2 separate regions of the Homo sapiens genome follow, and region 2 is linked to region 1. The links are chromatin contacts, found by Hi-C in ENCODE. All regions are on one chromosome and are shown on one strand. The core of a region is the stretch at or near the end of the contact, and the rest is flanking DNA. Distances in the headings are between cores, read along the strand shown.

Region 1 (6,047 bases), core at 1,214-3,713:
CACAGGGCGTTGATTGGTGCATTTTTACAGAGTGCTGATTGGTGCGTTTACAATCCTTTAGCTAGACACAGAGCACTAATTGGTGCGTTTGTACAGAGTGCTGATTGGTGCATTTACAATCCTTTAGCTAGACCCAGAGTGCTGATTGGTGCATTTACAACCCTCTAGCTAGACAGAAAAGTTCTCCAAGTCCCCACCCGACCCAGAAGTCCAGCTGGGTTCACCTCTCACTAATGATGCTGTTTGCTTGTCTGTTTAAAATGCTGACAGCTAGATCTCCTCATTGTAAAGTAACATTTCTTTTCCTTTAGAATTATAAAGAAATATGCGGGGTAAAACTTTGCCTCACTTTAAATTATTTTAAAGTAAATTAATAGGGCTTATTTGAATCCATTGTTTATTGGTGCTTGCAAAATAGTAACTATCATTATTTTTCTCCATTCCTACCAGGTATTTTCTGTTAAGAAGAGCTTTTCCTTGTTAAAAGGAGGTGAAATCTGGTTTATTTCCAAAAGCATTAGATTAAATCCTTCTTTCTTTTAATTACCAGCTTTCAGAGTAAAGATCTGATGCAGTAGTTGCCTCCAGTGGAAGTGGGGTTCTTTTTTCCCTGTTTTTCTATGTTGTTGAGTATCATTATGGATTTCTTTTTTTTATTTATTTAATGTCTTAAATCAATCCCAGTAATTCCATTTGATTCCCAAATTGCCTCAAATTCACCAGTGTCCTTTTTACATAATCTTATCTTCTTAGTCTCTGACTATGTCCTTACTGTCAAGCATAAAATGTTCCAGGCTCATCTTGTACTTTTCCTGCCACAGACAGACAGTTTATCTAGTTCAGTCCCAGTTTCAGCTATCTATTTATTGCTCTGGTTTCCAGCTCTCTCTTTCTTTCTGGCCTCTGGGCATTTTCTTTAGGTTTTTTTGTTGTTGTTGTTGCTATTGTTTTTTCAAGCTCAGGTTTGCATTTTTTCAACACCAAAATTTTTATTCAGTGACAACTATGGGCTGAATGCAAAAGTGAACGAAATAAGTTCTCTGAGCTCAAGGAGCTAACTTACATTCCAAAAATCCTTGTTATATTATCTATGCATTTTAATGTATATTTTGGTCTTCCAATTTTACGTATTGTGAAGATTTTAAAGTAATCTAGCCTGCTATATTACCATTAAAGGTGTTATAAATGATAATTTGTAAAATTTTACATTAGTTTGCAGAATTAATATTTAGAAAAACAAAAAATAGGAAGTCCAATGAGGAAGGAATTGCAGTACTCTAGGTATAAAGTGATTAGACTATTGGTAGAAGTAAGAATGTAGAAAAAAACTGGACTACCTGAATATCTTGAAGGAAGAAAAGATAGAATTTTGTAACACTTTAGTAAGAGGGCATGATACAGAGGAAGGAGTCAAAATTAGCTGCAAATTTTCTTCCCTTTCAGAATGAAAGAATGACTATAACATCTACAGAAATAGTGTAGCTGGTGTGAATGGGTGGGAAGATAAAAATATATTTTGTTGGGTAAGGACTGTATTTCTATATTTAATATACCATGCAGTGCCTTAACATGGTGTTTTACACATAACGGATAATCAATAATTGCATCAATGTACTACATTTGAAAAAAGCAGCAGAGCAACTACGTGCACGTCTCAAAGCAACTGGGAAAACAGGACTAGAAGACAGTGAATAAGTGACAAGATTATAGGTGAGCAGGGGGAGTAGAGGTGCTTTCTTTGCATCCCTAGAGCCTGGTTTGGTGTTTGGCACACAGCCAGCCCTCAATTCACATTTACCAAATAAATGAACCTATATCATTTGCATAGACATAATAGCTGAACCCATGGGAATAGATCTTAAACCAGAGAACATGCAGTTAAAAAAGAACCCTTCTTTCCTATGCCCTGCACTGCTAACAATTGCCTGCCTCAGAAGAAGCAATTCTAAACATACCTTGAGTTCAGGATAATTGGTGGAGTTGGAATTTCAGGAACTGTTTTTTGTTGCTGTTGTTTGTTTGTTTGTTTGTTTGTTTTGGTTGGGGGAGGTGTATTCTAGATTTAAGACATCAAAGTGACAGACTTGCCGCCTTCAAAGTTATATCCATTTTGTACAACGGTCAGATTATCTCCATAAGTTAGAGCTTGTAAGTGCAATCAGGGCCATTCAGGCCCCCAAATAGAAACCTCCCTTATTAGCTGGACTGCTGTATAGCATTCGCTAACTAAAAGGTTATCGGATTCCCCTCTCTCCTTTCAAGCTGACCTGACAGCCCTTTCTATTCCCATCCTCAAGGGGGCGGTGACTACGGAGCCACTCCTTATACACGGACGCTCAAAACTGCACCAAAACTTCCCTGCTCGGCTCCCCGGTGCGTCAAACTCTGAGGCCACCGCCTCAGACTGAGCCTGCGCATACAAGAGGTGCAGAGCAAGCGCATGCGTCGTGACGGCCCGGCTTAGGCGACTCTGGGCGGGTCTGGGCCGCTCCAGTGTTTTGGGGCACAGAAGCTGTGGGAGGAGCTGGAGGCTTCACCGTGGTAACCACAGCGCCGCTGCTGCCCCGCCTTGCAGGCCTCAGGACTGTCATCGCCTCTGGGTGTGAGGGTACTTTGGCCACCGTCCCCGGAAATAACCGCGCCTGCCTCTCAAGATACCCCATCCTCTCCACGCCGCTGCCGCTGCCGCCATGCAAGGGGAGGACGCCAGATACCTCAAAAGGTGACGACTCCCCAAGGCTCTGTCCTACCCTCCTTGCCAGGGCCCTGAAGATGTTCTTGGGTTGGCTGTGAGATGTCACTGGGCAACGCTAGTTTAGCAGACGGGATGGGAAGCAGGGAGAGAAGTCACCGAAAGGAGAGGGAAAAGGTGAAGTGGAGAAAAAAGGAGAGCTCTGGGGGGGTTTCAAAGTCCTTTGACCTGACTCGGCGGAGCCCTGACAGCATTGAAAGATGGTTTCTTCGCTACATCACCTTATTCCAGGGGGAGAGGGAGGTAGGGCAAGGTAAACCGCGTCTTTTGTTTTTTTTTTCGCCTCTTCCCAGACTCTCCATTTTCCCATAATAGATAAATCCCATGAGAGCCTGGGAATAAAGTCTGGTGCATCCGCCCTCAGGCCTCAGTTTGGGGTTCATTGCCATGGGCTTTTGAAATGATGAAGGGGAAAGAAGTGGTGGATTCTACTTTTTGGAAGGCTGAATTGAGATGTTGATTTCCAGTCTCTTTCTGCTTTCCGCATCCATGTCATCCATTTGACTCCCATGTATACAACATAATTTTTGTAGGACATTTAGTAATTATTAAGAGGTTTGTTCAGAAGTTTGATGACAATAAAATAGGCCATAATTTCTTTTAAATATAGTATCAGTTACTCAAAAAAATTGTAGTCTGTTGGGATTATTTGGGTGCTGGCAAATACTCAGATCATTCCTGATTTGGAAAAAAAAAAAGATACCTCCCACTGAACCAAGAGTAAGCAGTGATCCAATAGAAAAAAATTTTAATTCAGTACTGATTCAGTAAATACCCTGGAAAAGTCGCATGTATTCCTTTGGGCACGGTTTCCTCATCTGAAAATGGGACAGGCGTTACCTTCTGAGAGATACAAGGACGAAAGATGAAATACTTTTAAAAAATGAAACATGAATGTAAGGTGGTGGTATTATTTCAAGTCATAATACACTTGCAGTGAATATTTTTATTCTGGCTTGGCTGAGCTCTCATCATCACAGAAAGATCTTCCAAGTGTTAGTAGACTCATAGAAGGGATTCAAACAATTGTATAATAAATAAATCAACTCTATTGTCCTGGCAAGACAGGCATATATTGACTGTCTTTTTTATTTTATGTAAATATATCTGAAACTGGCAAATAGCCAGACTTTGTCAGTAAAAATTTTTAAATGAATATATAAGCCTACATCAGTGTTTATTTCCTCACTGAATTTTACTTAACGTTGGTTTTTAAAATACCTTGGTTAAAAATTTTGTGACAGAAGAAAATAAATTGCCTTTTAACTTTAAATTCAAAATTGTTCTGGAACAAAGAGCCGCTGTTATACCATTAGCTGATTTTCATGTAATATATTTGTGTCAGAGGTAGTTTTTCTTAACATTATCGTACCAGTATGGACACTGAGGCATACTGTGACTTATAATTCTCAACCTATTGTTTGCTTTTAAATACATACTATCTAGAGTTCCAAAATTAAAACCAAGCCAGTCAATGTAATGTTTGAAGTAAAATGAGATTAGAGTCTGAAAAGGTTGAAAAATACATTTCTCAATTTCATCTAATTTTTACTATAAATAATAAAAAGTTTGAATTGTCTGTTTTCAGACTAGAAGCATACAGGAGACATGTATTTATACAGGCCTGATGGAAAACATTTGTGATGTCTGATAGAACCTTCAATTTTAATTATTGTTTTTTGACCATGATTACATATATTCTTTAACAATATTTTTACTTTTATATTTTGTTTTTAACAAGACAGCAGATAGCAGTATATTTTCAGTCCCTTCCTACCTGAGTAATTCCATATTTTGGTTTTACAAAAATAATTTTTTTTGAATCTCTATGTGTTTTGGTGTTTGATTCTTACATGCCCTTCCTTTATCTGGAACTTGCCCTGTTCTTTGCCCCGCTAATTCCTCATCTTTCCTGTTTTGACATAAATACCACTTTTTCCAGAAAGCTTTCCTGAACTTCCCTTTCCCACCTCACAATCCAGGTCAGGTATACCTGTTAGGGTCTCATGATACTTAATACCTTGTTTTTCCCTAAACTTACTACTTTATATTTCCTTCTGGTTTATAAAGTTCATAAAGGTAGGTGCTATGTGTCTATCTTACTTCCCATTGTATTCCCAGCACTCAGCAAGGTGCCTGAAACATAGATTATTAAGTAAAGTCAGAATAAGACTAGAAAGAAATATGAGCCAAATCATATGGGACTTAAGCGCTTTAGTAAAGAGTTGAGACTTTATTTTGAGTGCATTGGTGAACTATTGAAGGATATTAAAAGTGAACAACATTTGTTCATTCATTTAATAGTTGAGATTCTACTGTGTAAAAGTCATTAAGCCAAGTGATAAAACATATTTGGTAAATGAAACATAAATATATTCCCTGCCTTCATGGCATTTACACTCTAGCAAGTAATACAGACTTTAAAATATACTGATATTTATTGTATTTATGAGTGCTATATGAAAAAAGTGTGTGGCTTTTGTGTCAAGCATTTCTCACATGGTATATCAAGGTCCATCTGTGTGGTAGCATGTATCAGTACTTCATTCCTTTATATAGCTGCATAATATTTGCTGTGGTTTGGATATAGTTCGTTTCCACCAAAGCTCATGTTAAAACTTGGTCCCCCATTGTGGCAGTGTTGGGAGCTGGAGCCTGGGAGGTGTTTCAGTTTTGGGGGTGGATCCCTCATGAATGGCTTGGTGCTGTTCTTGCTGGAGTGAGTGAATTCTTGCTCTAGTGAGACTGGATTAGCTCTCTTGGGAATGGATTAGTTCCCTCTAGAGTTGGTTGTTATAAAGCCAGGAAGACCCTTGGGTATTCTCTTTTCTCACTTCCCCTTTGATCTTGTCCACTGTGTTATAATGAAGCACAAAAGCCCTCACTGGAAGCCAGAGTCATGCCCTTGAACTTCCCAGCCTGCGGAACTGTAAGCTAAATAAACCCCTTTTCCTTATAAATTACCTAGTCTCAGGTATTGTGTTATAGCAACATAAAATTGACTAATTCAGTATTCCATTTTATGGATATACCACATTTTGTTTGTTTATTGCTCATCTGGTGGTGGACATTTGGGTTGTTTCTACCTATTGGCTATTGGGAATAAAGCTGCTGTGAACATTACTGTACAAGTTTTTGTTTGAACACTTGTTTTGTATCTTTTGGTGTATACCTAGGCCTGGAATTGCCAGACCATATGGTAATTCTATGTTTAATTCATTGAGGAACCACTAAAGTGTTTTCCCTAGTGACTGCACCATTTTACATTCCCACCAGCAATGTATAAGAATTCAGT
Region 2 (6,047 bases), core at 2,141-4,640, 390 kb after region 1:
GGTGGAAGGTGGCCCATAGTGAAGGAGGCAAGCCCAGAGAAGAGAGGGTGGAGACATGGAGAGAAGGGGTTGGGGGGTACTTGCCCCCCAGGAGAGGTGGTGCTTGCCCCCCAGGAGAGGTGGTGCTTGCCACCCAGGCAAAGTGGTACTTGCCACTAAGGTGAAGGATCCAGGCAGGCGTCCCTGCAGTGATCAGACAGCTCTGAAATGTGGGTGAATAATCAGGCAGGCATCCCTGCAGTGATTAAACATCAAGGGAAGACTGTCTTTCCAAGTCCATGACCAGTGCTGGAGTTTTGGGTTCACAGATAGAACACGTTTCCTCTGTCTCTACCAGAAAAAGAAAGGAACTGAAATTAAGGGAAGGGAGAGATTGAAGCGTGGTGCCAAGATTGAAAGGAGAAAGATGTTGAGGGATAGTGAGAGAGGCTGGAGAAGAGAGTAAAAAGAGGCCACTTACCCAATTTAAAATTGGTGAGATGTTCCTTGGGCTGGTTGGTCTGAGGACCAGAGGTCATAGGTGGATCTTTCTCATGGAGCAAAGAGCAGGATGACAGGGGACTGATCTCCCAAGGGAGGTTCCCCGATCTGAGTTACGGCACCAAATGTCACATGGTCTGTGTGAAGAGACCACCAAACAGGCTTTGTGTGAGCAATAAAGCTTTTGAATCACCTAGGTGCAGGCAGGTTGAGTCTGAAAAGAGAGTCAGCGAAGGGAGATAGGGGTGAGGCTGTTTTATAGGATTTGGGTGGGTAGTGGAAAATTACAGTCAAAGGGGGTTTTTCACTTGTGGGCAGGGGTGGGGGTCACAAGGTACTCAGTCGGGGAGCTTCTGAGCCAGGGGAAGGAATTTCACAAGGTTAATCCCTCAGTCAAGGTGGGGCAGGAACAAATCACAATGGTGGAATGTCATCAGTTAAGGCAGGAACCGGCCATTTTCAGTTCTTTTGTGATTCTTCACTTGCTTCAGGCCATCTGGGTGTATACCTGCAGGCTTGGGCTCAGAGGTCTGACAATAATATTTACTTGACATCTTGGTTTGAAGCTTGATCTGGTAGTGGTGTTTTCAATACCAATTGTTTTAACACTGGTAGTAACCATAATGATGATAACAGTAAGTAATGTGATTTCTTTTAAAAGTTTTTAAATCTTGGTTGAGTGCTGTGGCTCATGCCTGTAACTCCAACAATTAGGGAGGTAAAAGGCAGGAGGATTGCTTGAAACCAGAAGTTTGAGACGAGCCTGGGCAATACAACAAGACCCCATCCCTAATTATTTTTTTAAAAGTAGCTGGGCAGAGTAGCATATGCCTGTAGTCCTAGCTACTCAGGGAGCTGAAGCAGAAGGATTGCATGAACTCAGGACTTTGAGGCTGCAGTGAGCTATTATTGCATCCCTGCACTGCAGTCTGGGTGACAGAATAAGTACCTATCTCTAATAATAATAATAATAATAATAATAAAGTTTGTTAGGTTAAACTTATCTTGGCATCCAGTTATCTTAGTAGGCATCCAAATCCCTTTTTAGGAGAAAGCTATCTTTTTTTGATAAGCCTCTAATATAGCAGGTGTGACCCTACAGACGTAGTGTTGGCAGGAACTCAAACAATAGTAATATGTAATTAAGGCACTCTGTGTTAAGAAAACTTAGAGGAGTTAATTTTCTCTGCTCCCGTGAGCACATGAGAAGAAAAAAAAAAAGAGAGAAGGTAATGAAAGTAGAGAGAGAAGAACTAGAAATGTGAGAAGCTGAAGAGCTCTGTGGCGGGAGGGGTAGGGGTGGCAGAAGCAGCCTGGCCTCTGGGGACTAGTATGGATTTAAACAGCATGACTCCTCCTCTGCATCACACTAACCTCTGTAACATCCCACTAGGAATACAAACCCAGACCTGTATTTAGGTTGCTTTGAAGGAGGAGTTTAAGGTGAAGGGGCTGCTTCTTTAGTTTGGGAAAGTGGATATGAAGAAATAGCCATAAAAGGCAAAATTGGGACAAAATATTTTGGTAGAAACAAAATATTTAGAAGAAAATCGGTGCTATGGTGAGCATGAAAATTAAGCTCTCTGAGAATTTTGAGAACTCTTAGAGAGGGTTTGCGGCCAGTATTTTTAATTCATTTTATCTGGATTTTAGAGAGATGGTACCTGACATCTGGTTTACATTCCTCATAGCATTTAATCCCCGGCCATAGATGGTATTGTCCTCATTTTAAATTTTAAGAAACTGAAGCTCAGAGATATTAGTTTGTCTAAGTTCATATAGCTAGACAGTGTCTATAGAGTTACTGAATGTCTGTTTAATAGATAACGAAAGGTAGTTTAAAAGAGCTGTGTGTCTAATGCCATAGAGAAAAGGGAATAAAAAATTACTTAGAATAGATTTGGTTTCAAACACTCTTGCTGAAGTGGGTAGTCCAAAAGTAGGCAGCCAGTTCTCAATTCACAACAAAATCACTCTTGAAAGCAATTTTGAGAGAATAAGCTATGTCTCTTGATTTCAGCATCCTCGGAACTGACCCCTATGTCAGGAAGAAAATAGATCAAAATAGTTGTTCAATGACAAAGGACACAGGCATGTTTAGCAAAAAGAGAGGCTTAAGGCATGGGACAGTTGTCTTCAATTAACCAATTAAACATTTGCTGAAAATGTACGACTGCAAGACATACTACCAGGGGCTATGGACACATAAGGGCAGAGTTCCTATCCCTGGGGATCCAGCATCTGGAAGGGGAGGGAAGGTAAACACCCTGAACTGCAAGCTAAGGCTGTGTGTGCTATGGCTATGCTAAGTGTGCAAGCTCAGAGATGCTGCGGCTCAGAGGAGGAAGAGATCACTTGGCAAAGGGCAACAGAATTCAGAGGCAAAATTAGATCCTAGATCAGGTTTAATTAGAAACCAGGAGGAGAGTCTAGTATCTAAGACAAAGGTATTGAAGTTAGAGATGTTGGACAGGTTATACTGCCTTGGCAGAGACCTGGGGATGAAAAAGAGATAGAGTGGCTTTCAACTCTAAAGCTTATAAAGTTTGTACTCTAGTTTCTGGGAAAACTTGAGCAAGAGTGGAACAGGATCACAATGGTATTCTGGGAAGATTAAGGTGTCAGAGGGTTTAGGAGTGGAGATAAACGGAAGCAGGGGAGACCAGTCAGTGAATGTAATTATTCAGGCGTGATGATGAGGGTGGGGCCAGGAAGGTTCAAGTGTAAACCATTGTGAAGGCTTTGGTCTCTGACTAGTTGGGGTCAGGGAGGGGGGGGGTTGGCTGGGAGGAGGTGTAACAAAGTATTCAGAAAGGAAAATATAAAACAACAGTTCTGGCTAAATATGACTTATGCAAATGTTCCATTTTTCAAAGATCTTGTAGGAAAGTCCCTCCTTTGTTATATTTCCTCTGCATGAACTTAGCTGTTTAATTCTTAATATAAGAGAGAGTCAAGGATGTGGCCAAATTGCCTGTGGATTCACAAAGACCAATAGCGGAGACTGGGAATAGGAAAAGCCCCACATCTAAGGCTTTTAAAAATGTAGATTTGAATCAGTTCTGACCCCTTAAAAGAAAGCAATCTGAGTTTAGTTTCAGAAATGCAGTTTTGACCAAGACCCTAACGCAGACTGGCCGACCCTGTCTCAATGTACCAGGAAGTCTCCAAAAATGCCTCTCCACTGGGCTCGCCTTTGACTGTATAATCAGTTTCATGTGGATTTGGAGTAAACAGGCAGAATGTATAGTTGATGATGCACAGACTTGCACAATTGTGCTAATTACTTCTGGAGCATTAAATGAATATTCTAGAGAAATTACTATCCCTTTAGAAAGTATATACCCATAGCAATGGTTTCCAAACTTTTCTATTATGAGGAACACTCATTAAAGTTAAAAAATATTACAGAAGAAAAGTTATATTTTACTACCCGATAATTGAGAAAAATACAGATGTGCATATAGATTAAAACCAAAAAGGATTTCTTGTTCTGAGAAAAGTTAAAGCCTAGAGATTTAAAACCACTGTTCCTATATCCAGCGATATCTTTAAATATCTTTTATCTTCAGTAGAATGTATATTCACTTGCAATTCACATGCAAAAATAGCTACAAGTAACTCAGGGCCATCTTCTCTTGGACTGTAATGGGAGGAGGCTGACTAGATAACATCTAAGATTCCTTCTAGCTCTGATTCTTAAAGACTCTATGACTTAGGTGTCCTTCCCATCCCTTTGAAGTTTGAGAGCAAATTGAGCAACATTGTGGCTTCACTAAGCTCTGTAACTTGGACAAGTTACTTAAACGTTTTATGCCAGTTTTCTCATCGGTAAAATGGTGACAATGAGGGTACATCCCTCATATGGCAGTTATATGGCAGTTGTATAATACATGTAAAGAATTTAGAACAGTGACTGGCAAATAATAAGCACTAAATAAATGACAGCTACTGGTATAATAATGGTAATAGTTATTATTATTATTAATTTCAGAAGACCTGTGCTTGTATCTGGGTTCTAGTATCTAGTAGTAGTGTGCTATTCTAGTACCCTTCTTAGACTTGGGCAAGAGTGGCCCCTACTCAGGACCCATGCTTTAGAAGTCCTCACTCTGACCCTCCTCCAGCACCCTTTCTACTGTGGGAGAAGTTCACAGAATTAAGAAAACCTGTCTTCTGAGGCCTCCCTTATAGACCACACTACTGAAACCGTCCCAAGCTTGCTTCCAGAACTTGTATGGACTTTTCCAGGTTTTCCTGAGGATGGGCTGTGTCTCTGTGTATGCACAAGGGTGTCCCATTTTGTTTAGGGTTTGGACTTGGAGGCTGGGGTGTTCATACATGTATGTGAAAGGTGATTTAGTAAAGAGAAGGTGGGTGGACTGAAGGCTGGGGACCAACTCACTATGTGCCTCCACATTTCAGTGTGGACTCTGAAGCATCAAAGATTTCTAAATTCGAACCCCAGCTCATTAGGAAGGTATGTCTGTCAATATAGAAATTGGAGCACATTTTATTTAGCAGTTTTAAAGCTTGAATTAAAATGCTTAAATATCTAGTTATAGGATATGTGGGCCTTCATTTGTATCTTTGCTTCATTCTTTACAAATAGTAGAGCTAGCTTTTTTTTTAACCCTCAGGCTCCTCATGTGTAAAGTGGAATTAATTATGGCTGCCTCATACAATTGTGGTGAGGATTAAACATGACAACATATAATAGCACCTAGAACAATATATTCAGTAAATTTCTCTTTTTCTCTGGATTACACTTGATTTCATAGACATATGTGTACTTTACTCAACTATTAGCCAATTCTACTACAGATGTAACATGAACAAAAGTAGACCATATAATAGACTATGAAGCAAATGTCAATAAATTTCAATGATGTAGAATCATACAGGTTAACTGTTCTACTTGTTATAAGTTAATAATAAAAAGGTAAATTACTTAAAATCCCAATATGCTTAATAATTTAAAAATATTTAAATAACTCATAAGTTCAAAAGTCACATAGCTCTCACCACAAAAAATGATAAGTATGTGAGATAATGCATACATTAATAAGCTAAATTTAGCCATTCCACAATGTACATATATTTCAAAGCCATATGCTGTGCACAATAAATATACACAATTTTTATTTGTCAATTTAAAAAGTTAGTTTTTAAAAACCAAAAAGAAACTTTAAAGTATTCTAATTGAATAGAAATTAGACAATAGAAATATCAACAATTTGGGGTGCAGCAAAAGAATAACAAGGAAAATTTGTAGTTTTAATGCTTATCCTAAAAAAGCAAAGCAAGCTAAAAATTAAACACCCAACTTAAGAAGTTAGAGAAAAATTGAAAGAATAAACCATAAGGAAGTGGAAAAAAGAAAATAATAAACTTCAGAAGTTAATAGAAACAAGGAATAAGAGAAGATCAAAGAAGATAAAAAAATAGATGAACATCTATGACACTCATCGAGGAAAAAAGAAAAGTGGTATAAATAGACAAAATCTGGAGTACATAAAGAATATCTCTAGAGTAGGTAATTTTTTTAATTAAGAAAACATTAAGAA

Evidence for each region. Hi-C counts contacts between places; a loop is a spot of excess contacts on that map. Pooled maps may share reads with other maps.
Region 2: a map of B cell shows a loop between it and region 1 (5-fold over the local background). The contact joins the enhancer-like site here to the promoter of KIFAP3 in region 1. A Hi-C loop is called at or near these places in 3 of 168 maps with a recorded cell type or tissue (B cell, GM12878 and naive thymus-derived CD4-positive, alpha-beta T cell), 13 of 37 single-sample maps with no recorded cell type and 13 of 50 pooled maps.

Annotation. Positions count from the first base shown.
Region 1 is chr1:170,071,111-170,077,157 of GRCh38, reverse strand. It overlaps KIFAP3 (kinesin associated protein 3), which reads left to right and starts at 2,463. Exons shown (of 20, transcript NM_014970.4): 1 at 2,463-2,722. The coding sequence starts at 2,691. RefSeq lists enhancers at 2,235-2,534, 2,595-2,654.
Region 2 is chr1:169,678,039-169,684,085 of GRCh38, reverse strand. LOC107985745 (a long non-coding RNA gene) reads right to left here. Exons shown (of 3, transcript XR_007066727.1): 2 at 461-617; 3 at 154-330. Among named protein-coding and RNA genes, the nearest start is that of SELL, 31 kb to the left of the region's middle. RefSeq lists an enhancer at 3,352-3,601. Within about 2 kb of position 3,390, at least 5 of the 41 ENCODE cell types and tissues checked have a DNase peak (open chromatin) inside an H3K27ac peak, as active enhancers do; they include B cell and GM12878, where a contact is called at or near this core.